Linked DNA regions of Homo sapiens: region 1 is linked to region 2. Evidence: read pairs that join two places in POLR2A ChIA-PET (ENCODE). Cell type or tissue: PC-9. All regions are shown on one strand. Each heading gives the region's core, and the rest is flanking DNA. Links, peaks and the distances in the headings are about the cores only.

Region 1 (8,335 bases), core at 322-8,321, 160 kb after region 2:
TGTGCACCACCATGTCCGGCTAATTTTTTATTTTTTGTAGAGACACTCTCCCTATGTTGCCCAGGCTGGTCTTAAACTCATGAGCTCAAGCAATCCACCTGCTTCGGCCTTCCAAAGTGTGGGAATTACAGGCATGAGCCACCACACCGGGCCTTCCTGTTCTCATTGCACCTGCCAGATGCAGGACTCTAATCTGATTGTGAGTCATAAGACCCTGATTGCAGAGAGGGTCCTACCCCGTAGCCTGGAGGAAGGAAGGCTGCATAGAGAGACCAAGAAGAATCTAACAGACATGCATCTCTCCATTCACATCCTCTGTCATATCCTTTCTAATAAGCTGGTAAACGAAGTGTCTCCCTTAGTTCTGTGAGCTGCTCTAGCAAATGAATTGAGTCCAAAGAGGGGGCTGTAGGAGCCCCAACTTGAATCTGCTGGGTCAGAAATTCTGGAGTCTTGGGTTTTGACTGGTGTCTGAATGGGGTGGGTGGGGGCAGTTTTGGGGTTTGAGCCCTCAACCTGTGGCCTCTTGGTAGATGGTGTCAGAATCGAATTAGAGGACACCCAGCTGGTGTCTGCTGCAGAACTGATTGCTTGTTTGCTGGTGGGGAGAAATCCTCCATATTTGGTCACAGGAGTCTTCTGTCTGTGTTGATTGTTACTGTTGAGTGAGATAACAGGAACAAACACTCTGAGTTTGTGTGTTTTCCCACACACAAGATCCCTATCTCCATTCTCCCTCCTGCTTCAGTCTTCCTTCTCTGAGGTTCTCAGATGCCCTCCCACCTCCTATATCCCCTCCAGTGTCCTGCACTTTCCTTCTTTGCCCTCTGACTTGAACCTAACAATGGTAAGTTTTCTTTGAAGTCTGATGCTACTTTCTAGCCTTGCTTGCCAAAGGTTGAGATTACCCCCACCTATGGCCATAAACTTGTTTTGTATCTATTAATTTATTTAAATTTCTTTCCTATTTAGGGTAGCTGGCAGGTATTATTAGTACCGAGTCTCCAGTGCAACTCTAAGCAAGAAGTTGCTCCTTCTAATACTGGGGACTGCAGGCCGGGCGCGGTGGCTCACGCCTGTAATCCCAACACTTTGGGAGGCCAAGGCGGGCAGATCACAAGGTCAGGAGAATGAGACCATCCTGCTAACACGGTGAAACCCCGTCTCTACTAAAAATACAAAAAATTAGCCAGGCGTGGTGGTGGGTGCCTGTAGTCCCAGCTACTCAGGAGGCTGAGGCAGGAGGATGGTGTGAACCCGGGAGGTGGAGCTTGCAGTGAGCCGAGATCACGCCACTGCACTCCAGCCTGGGCAACAGAGTGAGACTGCGTCTCAAAAATATATATATATATTGGGGGCTGCAAAAAGTAAAGACAGGGAATTTGAGAAGGAGTGCTGGTATACGGGGGAAGTTACTTTGCTTGGTTTGTCTGTGTCCTAAGTAGAGATGAGACGTACAAGTGCAAAAGTTCTGGAGAAAGTTAAATACTGATTCAGTACATGGATGAGAGGTCGGTGTTTAAAATGGAGATTTGAAAGTTGTCTGCTTTTGGAGGTGGCAGGAGAAAGCATGAGAGTGAATGAGCCACTGAAGGGGAAGAGTGGAGGGCAGAGGAAAGGAAAGAGCTTTTTCACAGCTATGGGGAATAGCTGAGAAAGGAAAAAAGTACCCACAGGGACAGGGGAGGGCTAGAGCTGTAGAAAATAATAGAGCAGTGGTATAGAAATCCAAGGAGAAAAGAGTGTGAAAAAATAGGGAGCAGAAGCACAAGAGACATCCGGTAGAAGGAGGACTCAGAAAAGCCTTCAGTTTCCAAGCTCAACTGCAGGTGAGGGACAAGGGAACTTGGAATTACTGCATATAAACTGCTTGAAGATGGTGAATAGAAAGGAAAGAAATATGGCCAGGTGCGGTGACTCACACCTGTAATTCCGGCACTTTGGGAGGCTGAGGCGGGCAGATCTCCTGAGGTCAGGAGTTCAAGACCAGCCTGGACAACATGATGAAACATCATCTCTACCAAAAATACAAAAGTTAGCCGGGTGTGATGGCACACACCTGTAGTCCCAGCTACTTGGGAGGCTGAGGTAGGAGAATCTCTTGAACCCAGGAGGTGGGCCAAGATTGCGCCACTGCACTCCAGCCTGGGCGACGGAGCAAGACTCTGTCTCAAAAAAAAAAAAAAAAAAAAAAAAAAAAAGCAGAGCAGCTACAAGTTACAAGTTGCAAAAGGGTTAGGATAAGGATAAGATTCTTCTCTACACCTTTTTGAGGGCAGAAGGTAACTCAGATGTTACTTCCAGAAGGTGGAATTAAGATGTTGGCCTTTAGTTTCCTCACTCAGTAGGAAGTAAGCTCATGAAGGCAGGGATTGCTGCCTATTGTTGACTTCTGCTATATTCCAAGAGCCTAGAACAGTGCCTGGTACCTGGTAGGTGTTCGATAAATATTGCTGAATAATAGAGCTCAGGAATTAAGTCTAGACACTAGGAAGAGAGGCTGGCTGTAGAATAAGGATACACTGGGTGTGGTGGCTCATACCTGTAATCCTAGCACTTTGGGAGGCCGAGGTGGGAAGATCACTTAAGGCCAGGAGTTCGGGATCAGCCTGAGCAACATAATGAGCCCCCATCTGTACCAAAAAAAAAACAAAAAAACTAAAAACATTTTTTATCTATATAATTTTCTTTTTTTTGAAATAGAGTCTCACTCTGTTGTGCAGTGGCACGATCTTGGCTCACTGCAACCTCTGCCTCCGAGTTCAGGTGATTCTCCCACCTCAGCCTCCTGAGTAGCTGGGATTACAGGTGCACGCCACCATGTCCAGCTAATTTTTGTAGTTTTAGTATACAGGGTTTTGCCATGTTGGCCAGGCTGGTCTCGAACTCCTGACCTCAAGTGATCCACCTGCCTCAGCCTCCCAAAGTGCTGGGATTACAGGCATAAGCCACCACATCTGGCAAATATATTTTTAAAAAATAGAATTAGGGATAAGTATCTCTTTCTTTTAGACCATGAGGAAGATTTATGAGCTAGAGGTAAGGAAGAGACTTAGGCCTGCTAGCTCTGGGCTGAATGCTATGGTACCCAGTGAGTTTAGACTATTGGAGGGCAGGCCTGTTAGGGGACTGAGGTCAGAAATCCCCTCCTGCTTCCATATAGGCAGCCAAGAGCTGGCCTGGGACACCAGCTGGGTGCTTTTCCCAGCCGTTTGCATTCCAGCCTGTATACAATGAAGAAAGAGTGACAGTGTGGTGACATGATTTAGGTTAATGAGCTACTGATCACCTGCCAAGTGGGTGGGAAGTTTTTTTTTTTTTCTGCCCACTTCTGTAGAAAAAATTTTTTATGAATGACTCATCTTGTCTCATTACTCAGAGTACAAATTTGTGAGCTGGTAATAAGAGGTCAAAACCTAAGGAGAACATATCCACCCCCACTCTCCAACACCCAGTTTCTGGTAGATGGATATGCTCATTATCTTGATTGTGGTAAAAATTTCATGGATGCATACATATGTCAGAACTATCAAATTGCACACTTTACATTTGTGCAGTTTACTGTTTGTCAGTTACACCTCAGTAGGGCTGTTTATGAAAAGGAAAAATCTTATATGTAAACTTTTTATAATCACAGAGTTTGGATACTTAATTTATTAACTTGCACATATAAATTTATCTAATTCATCTTTGCAGTCAAAGAGAAAGTCATTTCTAGAAAAAAAAAAACTGAATAATCATTTTGGGGAAAACAAAGGACAGCCTAGGGAGACTAGATACAAAGAGTGTCATTGTAGAATTTCTAGCCACACACCAGAATAAACTAGCCTCTCCCACTCCTGAGGGGAGAAATGAGGAAAAAGTCTTTGCTTAGCTGGAGTGAGAATGTTGCATTCTTTTGTAAGCTTTTTGTAATTCTTTGTTTATCTAGTTGACTTTCTCCTTGAGACCAGCCTTTCCTTCTCCGCTTCAATCTACAGGAAATCCTCCCTCTCCTATAGAGAGAAAGACAACTTTCTCCTAGGGAAGCCAGTTGTTCTGCCACTCTGCTGGCCCGAGGCTTCTATTTCTTAGTCCCCCTGATGTGCTACAAAACTTGAGAGACACAAATCTATCAAGTCTCTCAACTCCCTTATTCTAAAATGATACAGGCACATGCCACCATGCCCGGCTACTTTTTGTACTTTTTGTAGAGATGGGGTCTCACTACGTTGCCCAGAATGGTCTTAAACTCCTGACCTTAAGCAATCCCTGCACCTTGACCTCCCAAGTTCTGGGATTACATGCATGAGCCACTGCACTCAGGCATAAATTTGTGTTTTTTAAGCCACTAAATTTGTGGTACTTTGTTATAGCAGCCATAGAAACTAATACAAACGTTACCTGACACACAGTAGATAATCAATAAGCATTTGTTACTTGACCAACTTATATCTGGTACTTCAGCCAATAATAAAAATAATACTTCACGCCAGGAGCAGTGGCTCACGCCTGTAATCCCAGCACTTTGGGAGGCCAAGGCGGGTGGATCACGAGGTCAGGAGAAGCAGACCATCCTGGCTAACAGGGTGAAACCCCATATCTACTATAATTACAAAAAATTAGCTGGACATGGTGGCGGGCGCCTGTAGTCCCAGCTACTTGGGAGGCTGAGGCAGGAGAATTGCTTGAACCCAGGAGGCAGAGGTTTCAGTGAGCCGAGATCGTGCCACTGCACCCCAGCCTGGGCGACAGAGTGAGACTCCATCTCAAAAAAAAAAACAAAACACACACACAAAAAACTAAAAACCTTCACAATAGCAAAATGTGTTTAAATTCTTAATCTCATTTTGTTGTCACACTTATTAGCCTTACTTTATAGATAAGGAAATGGAAAATCAATTGCCCAAAGTCATATATATATATATATATATATATATATATATATATATATATATATATGTATTTTTTTTTTTTTTTTTTTGAGACAGTCTCGCTCTGTCACCCAGGCTGGAGTACAGTGGCATGATCTTAGCTCACTGCAACCTCTGCCTCCTGGGTCCAAGTGATTCTCCTGCCTCAGCCTCCCAAGTAGCTGGGATTACAGGTGCCAGCCACCATGCCCAGCTAATTTTTGTTATTTTCAGTAGGGATGGGGTTTCACCATGTTAGCCAGGCTGACCTTGAACTCCTGACCTCAGGTGATCCACCCGCCTTGGCCTCCCAAAGTGCTGGGATTACAGATGTGAGCCACCACTCCCGGCTGAAATCCCATATATTTTAAGAAGCAAAAAGTAGATTTAGAACTGACATCCTAGTTTTCTCTTTTAATGACATTGTGTCAACAATAAATGACATGTAAAAAAAATCACTCACAATCCTTTGACTCTATTTAATAGATCAACCAGTTTTATTTTTCCATGTCTTCAAGGTCTCATCCATACAAATACACATTAAAAATATTTATGCCAGGCCAGGTGCGGTGGCTCACGCCTGTAATCCCAGCACTTTGGGAGGCCAAGACGGGTGGATCACGAGGTCAGGAGATGGAGACCATCCTGGCTAACACCGTGAAACCCCATCTCTACTAAAAATACAATAAAAATTAGCCGGGCATGGTGGCGGGCGCCTGTAGTCCCAGCTACTCAGGAGGCTGAGGCAGGAGAATGGCATGAACCTGGGAGGCGGAGCTTGCAGTGAGCTGAGATCGCGCCACTGCACTCCAGCCTGGGCGAGAGAGCGAGACTCCGTCTCAAAAAAAAAAAAAAAAAAAAAAATTTATGCCAGGTGCGGTGGCTCATGCCTGTAATCCCAGCACTTTGGGAGGCTGAGGCAGGCGGATCACCTTAGGTCAGGAGTTCAAGACCAGCCTGGCCAACATGGTGAAACCCCGTCTCTACTAAAAATACAAAAATTAGCCGAGTGTGGTGGTGGGTGCCTGTAGTCCCAGCTACTTGGGAGGCTGAGGCAGGAGAATTGCTTGAACCAGGGAGGTGGAGGTTGCAGTGAGCTGAGATTGCGCCACTGTACTCTAGCCTGGGTGACAGAGCAAGACTCCGTCTCAAAAAAAAAAAAAAAAAAAAAAAAGGGGCCAGGCGCAGTGGCTCATGCCTGTAATCCCAGCTCTCTGGGAGGCGGAGGCAGGCAGATCATGAGGTCAGGAGATCGAGACCATCCTGGCTAACACAGTGAAACGCCGTCTCTACTAAAAATACAAAAAATTTGCTGGGTGGCGGACACCTGTAGTCCTAGCTACTCGGGAGGTTGAGGCAGGAGAATGGCGTGAACCCGGGGGGCAGAGCCTGCAGTGAGCCGAGATGGTGCCACTGCATTCCAGCCTGGGCGACAGAGTGAGACGCCGTCTTAAAAAAAAAAAAATATGGCCAGGTGCAGTGGCTCATGCCTGTAATCCCAGCACTCTGGGAGGCCGAGGTGGGCAGATCACGAGGTCAAGAGTTCGAGACCAGCCTGGCCAACATAGTGAACCCCCATCTCTACTAAAAATTTAAAAATTAGCCGGGTGTGGTGGCACTCACCTGTAGTCCCAGCTACTCAGGAGGTTGAGGCGGGAGAATCGCTTGAACCTGGGAGGCAGAGGTTGCGGTGAGCCGAGATCGCACCATTGCACACCAGCCTGGGTGACAAGGTGAGACTCCATCTCAAAAAAAAAAAAAAAAAATTATAACTATATGGTGTATGTGTAAATATATGCATATATATAACTATATATAAACTACAGAAACCTTATATGTGCATATATATACAGTTTTCATTTTCTCTGTTCAATATTATTTTATCACCCAGTACATTGGTTTGGATTCTCTGAGAAGGAGATGCTCAAAGTTAGGAGCAGAAGAGGTTTATTGGGGGTAATGCCTGTGAAGGATATAGGGAGAGGAAGCAGGATGGATAGGGAGAGCCTCAAGTCATGATGCGGATCTGACAAAGTCTCAGTCAACTCCGCGGGAGACGAGGGGCAAAGTTGGGCAGAAATGGCCAGGCTTTAGCATGCACACCATGCTCAATCGTTGTCTGGAGGCTGCCTGGGAAGAGTGTGGTCTTAACATGAACATGATCGTGAATCCTGAAGTTGCTGTAGCTGGAAGCTGTGAGATAACTGCACTCCTACAGCTGAACAGAAAGTTCTTTTGTGAAAGGAATCCAAATGGGGTACCTCCATGGCTGCTCCAGTCTACCCTTTGTATCATGTGGATTCACTTCTCCAGACATAATTGGGCAGGGCTTCTCTTCCTGTGAAAAACTTAGATGAGCGTGATTAGTGGAATAATATACAGCCCCCATTGCTGCAGTTGTTCTTGGAGGTGCAACAGGTACTCATTGTTTCCTTCTTCTACTCTAAATCCCTCTTGCCCTCAGCTATCACTTCTACTAGTCTCAGTGGCTTACTGATGCTGTGGCCCAAACCCTAATTCCTCAGGGGTCTGAGGCCCCTTTCTCAGGCCAGGGTTGCTGCATTTATCATTCATAGTCATAACTAAGCAAAGGAGTACCAAGAAATGCCCAAGTCGCAGTGGCGCATGCCTGTAATCTCAGCCCTTTGAGAGGCTGAGGCGGACGGATGACCTGAGGTCAGGAGTTCGAGACCAGCCTGACCAACATGGTGAAACCCCATCTCTACTAAATACAAAAAATTAGCAGGGTGTAGTGGCGCATGCCCGTAATCCCAGCTATTTGGGAGGCTGAGGCAGGAGAATCACTTGAACCTGGGAGGCGGAGGTTGCAGTGAGCCAAATGGCGCCATTGCACTCCGGTCTGGGCAACAAGAGTGAAACTCCATCTAAAAAAAAAAAAAGAAGAAAGAAATGCCCAAGTGAGTCACCACACATATTCTTCCCTGCCCCAATTGTAAAACAGCAGCCCCACCTCTTCCCTGATCAGGGTCAATTACACTGGCAATATGATAATGATAATTTCTCTTCTTACTTGGTGATTCCTGAATACAAGGAGTTCAAAGTGCACAAGTGGTAGCCATACCATGTAACTTAATGTGACCTTTCCTGGAAGAGTATGGCCCTTTGGGGATCAGAATGTCTCACCATGCGGAGCCCAGAGCTGCAGAATAGGAAGCATAAAGTCCCTCAGTGGGTTACTGAGAGCGATGATAAGTGGGGCTATACTTTTTCTGCTCCAGATGTCACTCAGAGCAGGCAGTCTTTCGTGCCACCTAGTATATGAGTCTAAGCAGTGTTTCTAGTGTGGAAAGTGTTGCCTTCAGAACCTGAAGAGACCTGCCAGGTACTTCGATTCCGTCTTTGTGGTAGGGGATGCAAGATGCAGCAATTTGTCTTTTACTTTAGAAAGGATGTCCTGGCATGTCCCTTAAACACCAAACTCC
Region 2 (8,335 bases), core at 225-8,224:
AATTACCGTAATTGCAATCAATGACTTTTCCCCCTCCCGTATGCTACAAGACTCCCTTAGTAAATCAGGCCGTGGGATGGACGCTGGGTTCCTAGAAGGGCGCGCAGGAAGACGGCGGACGGGGAAGACGTTCTTTCTGACTGCCCTTTTCCTACTTATCTTGGAGGACGATGCGGAGTTTAAGCTCCTTAACATTTCGGGAATGGCGCGGTCCAACCGCGTCAGTCTTTTCGCCGTTAGAGGCCCGACTCGAGGCCGTGGTTCTGCCTCCGAGGTCACCAACCTGCCTGGGCAGCCTGTGACCTCCAGCATCCATATGCCCAGCCCTCCAGGGAGGGGCTGGACAGGGCCAGGTTGGGAGAGGTGAGTGAAACGACAAAGGCTTGGAGGGCACAATCCCTTCTTCCAAACAAAACGAAACCATATTAGGCCAAACAAATAAACAAAAACACGCCATGCAAATGGGCCTCTGGTGTTGCTTTTGTGTATTTTTCGTTTGTTTGTTTGTTTTGTAAAGACAGGGTCTTGCTATGTTGCCCAAGCTTGTCTCGAACTGTTAGCCTCAAGCAATCTGCCGGCCTCAGGTACCAAAGTGCTGGGATTATAGGCCCGACCTCGCCCAGCAAGTTTTTTGTGTATTTTTCGGTTAAGATTGTTGATTTAGAGCCCTCTTTGTCCTCAGAACCTCTATCTCAATGCCTTTCCTAGGGCTTTACTTAATATGCAATGCCCCTCATTAGTGCCTTACTTAATACATTGAGGCTAGTTATTTGAGCCCGGGTCTTGAATGCCATCTTCCCTGCCACTTACAAGCCGTTTGATTTGGAATAACTAATGTAACCTCTTTAAACCTCAGTTTCTATGTCTACAAAGAAGACATATGGATGAAGTAATATTAGCCCATTACAGGGTTTTGTTAGGATCAAGAGAGTACAAGTTGCTACTATAGTACTTTATTATTAATTATTGGGACAATCATACAGGATAGATGATGAAAGAGTCACTGCTACAATGTTTAATTGGAAGGCAGAATAAAGTGTAATAGCTTGAAAATGCCTGTGTAAAACATGCAGTATATACAACAGTAGAACAAATGGGGTACCTAACCTAATTGCTGAAGGGACATAGTGGAGTTTAAGTTAATTTGGAAGGCCTATATGTGTATGGACACACACACATACACACACACACACACACACACACACACACACACACACCAGTATATGGTGAATGAATGAATGGAAGGCTTCTTAGAAATATTGTGAGTCAGGTCTTAGAATAGATATTGGATATAACCCAGCAAAATAAAAGACAAGCGAGCATTCTGAAAGCAAAAAAATTGTATGTTGAAGAATATAAATGGGAATTTGCTCATATCATGAGGAGAGGGCAAGCAGACAAGCTAGGTTAAAGCAGGAGTACAGTATGAAAGATGAACAAAGAATGGGGACAAGAGTGCCAAAGATAGTTTAAATTTGTCAGCTGGGCACAGTGGCTCACACCTGTAATCCCAGCACTTTGGGAGGCTGAGGTGGGCAGATTGCTTGAGCTCAGGGGTTTGAGACCAGCCTGGGCAACATGGTGAAACCACGTCTCTTCAAAAATACAAAAATTAGCCTAGCTGGCATGGTGGCATGCACCTGTAGTCCCAGCTACTTAGGAGGCTGAGGTAGGAGGATCACTTGAGCCTGGGAGACAGAGGCTGCAGTGAGCCAAGATCATGCCACTGCACTCCAGCCTGGACAACGGAGTGAGACCCTGTCTCAAAAAAAAAAATCGGCTTGGCGTGGTGGCTCACGCCTGTAATCCCAGCACTTTGGGAGTCCGAGGTGGGTGGATCAGTCGAGGTCAGGAGTTTGAGACCAGCCTGACCGACTTGGTGAAACCCTGTCTCTACTAAAAATACAAAAATTAGCTGGGCATGGTGGTGGGTGCCTATAATCCCAGCTACTAGGGAGGGTGAGGCAGGGAATCACTTGAACCTGAGAGGCAGAGGTTGCAGTGAGCCGAGATTGCGCCATTGCACTCCAGCCTGGGCAACAGAGCGAGACTCCATCTCAAAAAAAAAAAAAAAATTCTCACCACTGGTCTGGATTGGGGAGAATCACCAGTCCACATGTTAGGCCCACCAGCTCTTGGCCAGCTTCCAATCAGCTGTCCCGCAAATATCATGAGGCGATGACCCTGCTTTAGCCTAGAGTTTAAAATGTCATGTATCCCCTCAAGGGATAACCTTCCAAACAGCCACAAGACTAGCCTTTTGAAACATTGTAGAAAGACATGTGACAACCTTTTTTATAGTAGGAAGTTTTCTTATTTTCCAATGACAGAAAAAATTTCAGAAACATCTCTTCAAATTTGAAGCAGGAACTTTTTATAGCTAGTCAGTTATAGACCACCCTACTAAAAATACACACACACACAAACATAAGTAGAAGATTTTAAGTTTCCTATTTATAGCTCTAAGGGTTCATATGTATAAATTTCTTTCTTTCTTTTTTTTTTCTTTTTGAGACAGAGTCTCCCTCTGTCGCCCAGGCTGGAGTGCAATGGTGCAATCTTGGCTCAAGGGACCCTCCTCCACCTCCTGGATTCAAGCGATTCTTCTGCCTCAGCCTCCCGAGTAGCTGGGATTACAGGCATGCGTCACCATGCCCAGCTAATTTTTGTATTTTTAGTAGAGACGGGGTTTCACCATGTTGGCCAGGATGGTCTTGATCTCTTGAACTCGTGATCCGCCCGCCTCGGCCTCCTAAAGTGCTGGGATTACAGGCGTGAGCCACTGTGCCTGGCCCATATGTATAAATTTCTTTGCATCCCTTTATGACTGTCTTTCTGCCGTTTTCGGGAGGGTTTCTTTTTTTTTTTTTTATCATCTTCTGTTTTTTGTTTTTGTTTTTTTTGAGACAGGGTCTTGCTTTTTTGCCCAGGCTGGAGTGCAGTGGCGTGATCTCAGCTCACTGCAAACTCTGCCTCCCGAATTCAAGCGATTGTCGTGCTTCAGCCTCCCAAGTAGCTGGGATTACAGGTGCACGCCACCACGCCCAGCTAATTTTTGTATTTTTAGTAGAGATGGGGTTTCACCATGTTGCCCAGGCTGGTCTCGAACTCCCAACCTCAGGTGATCTGCCCACCTTGGCCTCCCAAAACGCTGGGATTATAGGTGTGAGCCACTGTGTCTCTACCAAAATCACAAAAATTAGCGAGACGTGGTAGTATGCACCTGTGGGAAGGCTTAGGCAGGAGAATTGCTTGAACCTGGGAGGTAGAGGTTGCAGTGAGCTGCAATCATGCCACTGCACTCCAGCCTGGGTGACAGAGTGAGACACACACACACACACACATACACACACACACACACAAAGATTGAATGCAGAAGCAGATATGAGAACCCAGTCTGACATTAAAGAAATTTCCCCCTTTAAAAACAATGCCAATTGTCTCATTGATTTTTTTTCTTGTTTCGGAAAATATAGTTATTTTTCAAAAATGATTTAGTTCATATATATATATATATATATTTTATATATATATTTTTTTCTTTTTCTTTTTTTTTTTTTTAATTGAGACAGAGTCTCACTCTGTTGTCCAGGCTGGAGTGCAGTGGTGCCATCTCAGCTCACTGCAACCTCCGCCTCCCGGGTTGGAGCCATTCTCCTGCCTTAGCTTCCTAAGTAGCTGGGATTACAGGCACCCACCACCACACCCAGCTAATTTTTGTTATTTTCGTAGAGACAGTGTTTCACCATGTTGGCCAGGCTGGTCTCAAACTCCTGACCTCAAGTGATCCACCCGTCTCGTCCTCCCAAAGTGCTGGGATTACAGGCATGAGCCACCACACCCGGCCAAAAATATTTTTTAAATAAATATTTTGACTAAGTTATGTTTTCCTCCCCCTGATTTGTCTTTTTTCTCCTCAGTCTCCTTAGTTGTCAAATTGTAAAACTGAATGCCATTCTCTCCCCCCACATTAAATGTAAAAGCATAACATTTGCGGCTGCGTACGGTGGCTCACGCCTGTAATCCCAGCACGTTGGGAGGCTGAAGTGGGTGGATCACCTGAGGTCAGGAGTTCAAGACCAGCTTGGCCAACATGGTGAAACCCTGTCTCTACTAAAAAAAAAAAAAAAAAAAAAATACAAAACAGCCAGGCCTGGTGGTGGGTGCCTGTAATCCCAGCTACTCAGGAGGCTGAGGCAGGGAGAATTATTTAAAACCAGGAGGCAGAGGTTGCAGTGAGCTGAGATTGCATCACTGCACTCCAGCCTGGGTGACGGAGTGAGACTCTGTCTCAAAAAAGAAAAAAAAAAAATAAAAAAGCTTAACATTTGTGATATGCTCTAAAATTTCTCACTTCACCGAATCTGTTTTTAAAAAATTCTTTTGATTAAAAAAAAAAAAATCACTCACCTCTATGTGAGATCCCAAGGAGCCACTATAGATGTAGATGGTTTTGCACTTGGATGATGGGTGACCCTATGGGAACCTATGCTATCCTGTGTACACACGAAGCCTCTAGCTTTGGTAGGAAAGTACGTATATGTTTTGCACATCGAGGTGTGGGGAGGGCAGGAAATTACCAACAGAGTAAGATAATGTCATTTGTTTGTCTTGTTTACAAACTGGGGAAAGAAGTTGGCTTATTCAAAAGTCAGTAAAATACAACTCCAGTTATATCTTTTTTCCTTTTTTTTTTTAAGACTGAGTCTCACTCTGTTGCCCAGGCTGGAGTGCAATGGTGCAATCTTGGCTCACTGCAACCTCTGCTTCCCAGGTTCAAGCAATTCTCCTGCCAAAGCCTCCCAAGTAGCTGCGATTACAGGCATGAGCCACCACTCCCAGCTAATTTTTGTATTTTTAGTAGAGACAGGGTTTCACCATGTTGGCCAGGCTGGTCTCAAACTCCTGGACTCAAGAGATCTGTCTGCCTCGGCCTCCCAAAGTGCTGGGATTACAGGTGTGAGCCACCACACCTAGCCTCCAGTTATATCTTAAACACCCTTGAGTTAAAGAAACTTTTATAAGAGAGTGAATTTTTTTCCTGAACAATATATAGATATTTAGATACATAGGCTTTTTTTCAGGGTAATGAAAAAGAAGCCAGCAGTTATTGCTTGAGCCCCCTACTGTGTATGAATACAAACATTAACTCATTTATTCCTCATTACAAGCAAATGAAACAGATTTTATTCCATTTTAGGGAAACTGAGCTTCAGAATAGTTAAGTCATTGTGGGTTTGTTGTTGAGACAGGGTCTCGCTCTACCCAGGCTGGAGTGTAGTGGTGCCATCTCGGCTCACTGCAGCCTCGATCTCCCAGGCTCAAGTGATCCTTCCACCTCAGCCTCCTGAGTAGCTGGAATTACAGGAGCACAGCACCACGCCCAGTTAATTTTTTGTATTTTTTTGTAGAGATGAGATCTCGCCATGTTGCTGAGGCTGGTCTTAAACTCCTAGGCTCAAGCAATCCTCTGCCTCACCTCCCAGAGTGCTGGGATTACAGGTGTGAGCCACAGAGTCTGGCCTGATTATTCCAGTAAACAAATGCCTCCCTCTGAACTTTTTTACTTTTAGAGATGAGGTCTTGCTCTGTCTCTTAAGGCTGGGGTGTAATGGCACAATCATCGTTCACTTCAGCCTCGAAATCCTGGGCTCAGGCAGTCCTCCCACCTCAGCCTCCCAAGTAGCTAGGACTACAGGTGCATGTCCCATTGCCTGGCTTTATGAACATTTCTTTTCTTTTTTTATTTTGAGACAGGGTCTTGCTCCTCTGTCACCCAGGCTGGAGTGCAGCGGTGCCATCTCAGCTCACTGCAGCCTCCACCTCCTGGGCTCAAGCAGTCCTCCTACTTCAGCCTCCCAAGTAGCTGGGTCCACAGGTGCGTGCCACTATGCCTGGCTAATTTTTTTGTAGAGATGGGGTTTTGCAATGTTGCCCAGGCTGTTCTCGAGCTCTTAGGCTCAAGCAATCCTCCCACCTCAGCCTCCCAAGTAGCTGGAATTACAGGCCTGGCTCCACTGTGCCCAGCCTGAGCATTTTTTTTTTGAGACAGATTCTCCCTCTGTTGCCCAGGCTGGAGTGCAGTGGTGCAATCTCGGCTGACTGTAACCTCCACCTCCCAGGTTGAAGCAATTCTCGTGCCTCAGCCTCCTGAGTAGCTGGGATTACAGGCACACGCCACCATGCCAGGCTAATTTTTTTTTTGTATTTTTAATAGAGGCGAGGTTTTACCACGTTGGCCAGGCTGGTCTTAAACTCCTCACCTCAGGTAATCCGCTTGCCTCAGCCTCCCAGAGTGCTGGGATTACAGGTGTGAGCCACCATGCCCGGCCAACCTGAGCATTTCTATATACTGTGAGATATATGTATCTGTGTTCAGCCAACTCTCTGTATAAAACGCTGAACAGATTTTTCACATAGGATGGAATCAGCAGGGTGTTTTTGGATGAAGAAGTAGTACTACTGAGAAACCACAACATGAAGTAAAACACTTAAGACAAATATACAGTGACATTAATTCCCCCATTTATTATGCTGTGTGAATGTGTAGCATTTGCTTTAATTTCTAAAGAAGGCTGATTATTAGCTACAAAAATAAACAATAGATTCATTTATTTGAGGCCATAGACTACACATATAGAGTTTGCCTTGGTTTAACAGCAAAAGGTTATTTTTTATTTTTATTATTTTTTTGAGATGGAGTTTTGCTCTTGTTGCCCAGGCTGGAGTGCAATGGCGCAATCTCAGCTCACTGCAACCTCCACCTCCCAGGTTCAAGCAATTCTCCTGCCTCAGCCTCCCGAGTAGCTGAGATTACAGGCATGCGCCACCACACCTGGCTAATTTTTTTTTTTGTATTTTTAGTAGAGATGGGGTTTCTCCACGTTGGTCAGGCTGGTCTTGAACTCCTAACCTCCAGTGATCCGCCCACTTTGGCCTCCCAAAGTGCTGGAATTACAGGTGGGAGCCACCGTGCCCGGCTATTATAGCAAAAGTTTATTTTAAATTTTAGTAAATTTATGATAAACTAAAATGAATAATAGAACTGGAAAAGGTAATGGGAGTGGAGAACGGGAAATTGTGGAGAAGGAGAAGAGTGAGGAATGGTAGGAAGGAAGTGGTACTCCCCCAAATCTTAGTTTAGGCCTTCATCTAAAAAACTGAAGATTGCTTAAACTACAGAGGAATAACTTGTTTCATGTTATATATTTTAAAATAGGGTGGAATAGGTTACTTTAAAACCCCGTAACACTCATTAAAATCTCAAAATCATTCAGTGCTGTGGTATTCTAAAGTGAATGGATTCATCCTCAATCTCAGTCATGGTGAGGGCAATATTTATTTGGATGAGTCTTATCTATTCTATCACCAGTGGTTTATTTTACCATATGCCTGTTACCTCTCATCTGTCTGCATCCTGGTCCAGTCCTTCATTTCCTTCCACATGGATAATGGCAACAACTGCCTGGCTCAGTCCTTTAACTCCAGTTTCTCCATCCTTTAATGCAAACTTCATGCCTTTCATTCATTCATTTATTCAACCAACAGATAACTATAATGGTTGTTTATTCTTAGTTTATTTTACTTAATTATTGAGACAGGGTCTTGCTGTGTCACCTAGGCTGTAGTGTAGTGGCACCATCTGGGCTCACTGCAGTCTTTTTGCCCAGGCTGGAGTGCAATGGTGCAATCTCAGCTTACTGCAACCTCCGCCTCCCCCATTCAAGTGATTCTCCTGCCTCAGCCTCCTGAGTAGCTGTGATTACAGGTGCCCCCCCACCAAGCCAGACTAATTTTTTGTGTGTTTTTAGTAGAGATGGGGTTTCACCATGTTGGTCAGGCTGGTCTTGAACTCCTGACCTCAGGTGATCTGCCTGCCTTGGCCTCCCAAAGTGCTGGGATTACAGGCGTGAAACCGTGCCCGGCATTTTTCTTTTTTTTTTAGACGGAGTCTCGCTCTGTAGCCCAGGCTGGAGTACAGTGGTGCCATCTGGGCTCAATGCAACCTCCGCCTCCTGGGTTCAAGCTATTCTCCTCCTTCAGCCTCCTAAGTAGCTGGGATTACAGGTGCCTGGCACCACACACGGCTAATTTTTATATTTTTAGGTTTCACCATGTTGGTCAGGCTGCTCTCGAACTCCTGACCTCAAGTGATCTGCCTGCCTCGGCCTCCCAAAGTGCTGGGATTAGAGGCATGAGCCACCACGCCCGGCCTCTCTGCAGTCTTGAACTCCCAGGCACAAGTGATCCTCCCACCTCAGCCCCCTGAGTACCTGGGACTATAGGCACGTACCACAACGCCTAATTTAAAAAAGCTTTTTTGTAGAGACAGGGT

What was found. Peaks named below come from ENCODE experiments on the same cell type or tissue, not always from the same donor. Only the 100,000 strongest peaks of a DNase experiment are listed, where the experiment ranks them.
Region 1: POLR2A ChIA-PET joins it to region 2 with 16 read pairs; 3 of 35 experiments call an interaction of 5 or more read pairs at or near these places.

Annotation. Positions count from the first base shown.
Region 1 is chr1:151,491,663-151,499,997 of GRCh38, forward strand. No RefSeq gene overlaps it. Among named protein-coding and RNA genes, the nearest start is that of CGN, 16 kb to the right of the region's middle. In PC-9, for the core only: no CTCF peak of the experiment used is centred there; DNase peaks (open chromatin) are centred at 3,339 and 3,909; H3K27ac peaks cover 2,125 bases.
Region 2 is chr1:151,327,977-151,336,311 of GRCh38, forward strand. No RefSeq gene overlaps it. Among named protein-coding and RNA genes, the nearest start is that of PI4KB, 4.7 kb to the left of the region's middle. In PC-9, for the core only: no CTCF peak of the experiment used is centred there; no DNase peak of the experiment used is centred there; H3K4me3 peaks cover 658 bases; H3K27ac peaks cover 433 bases.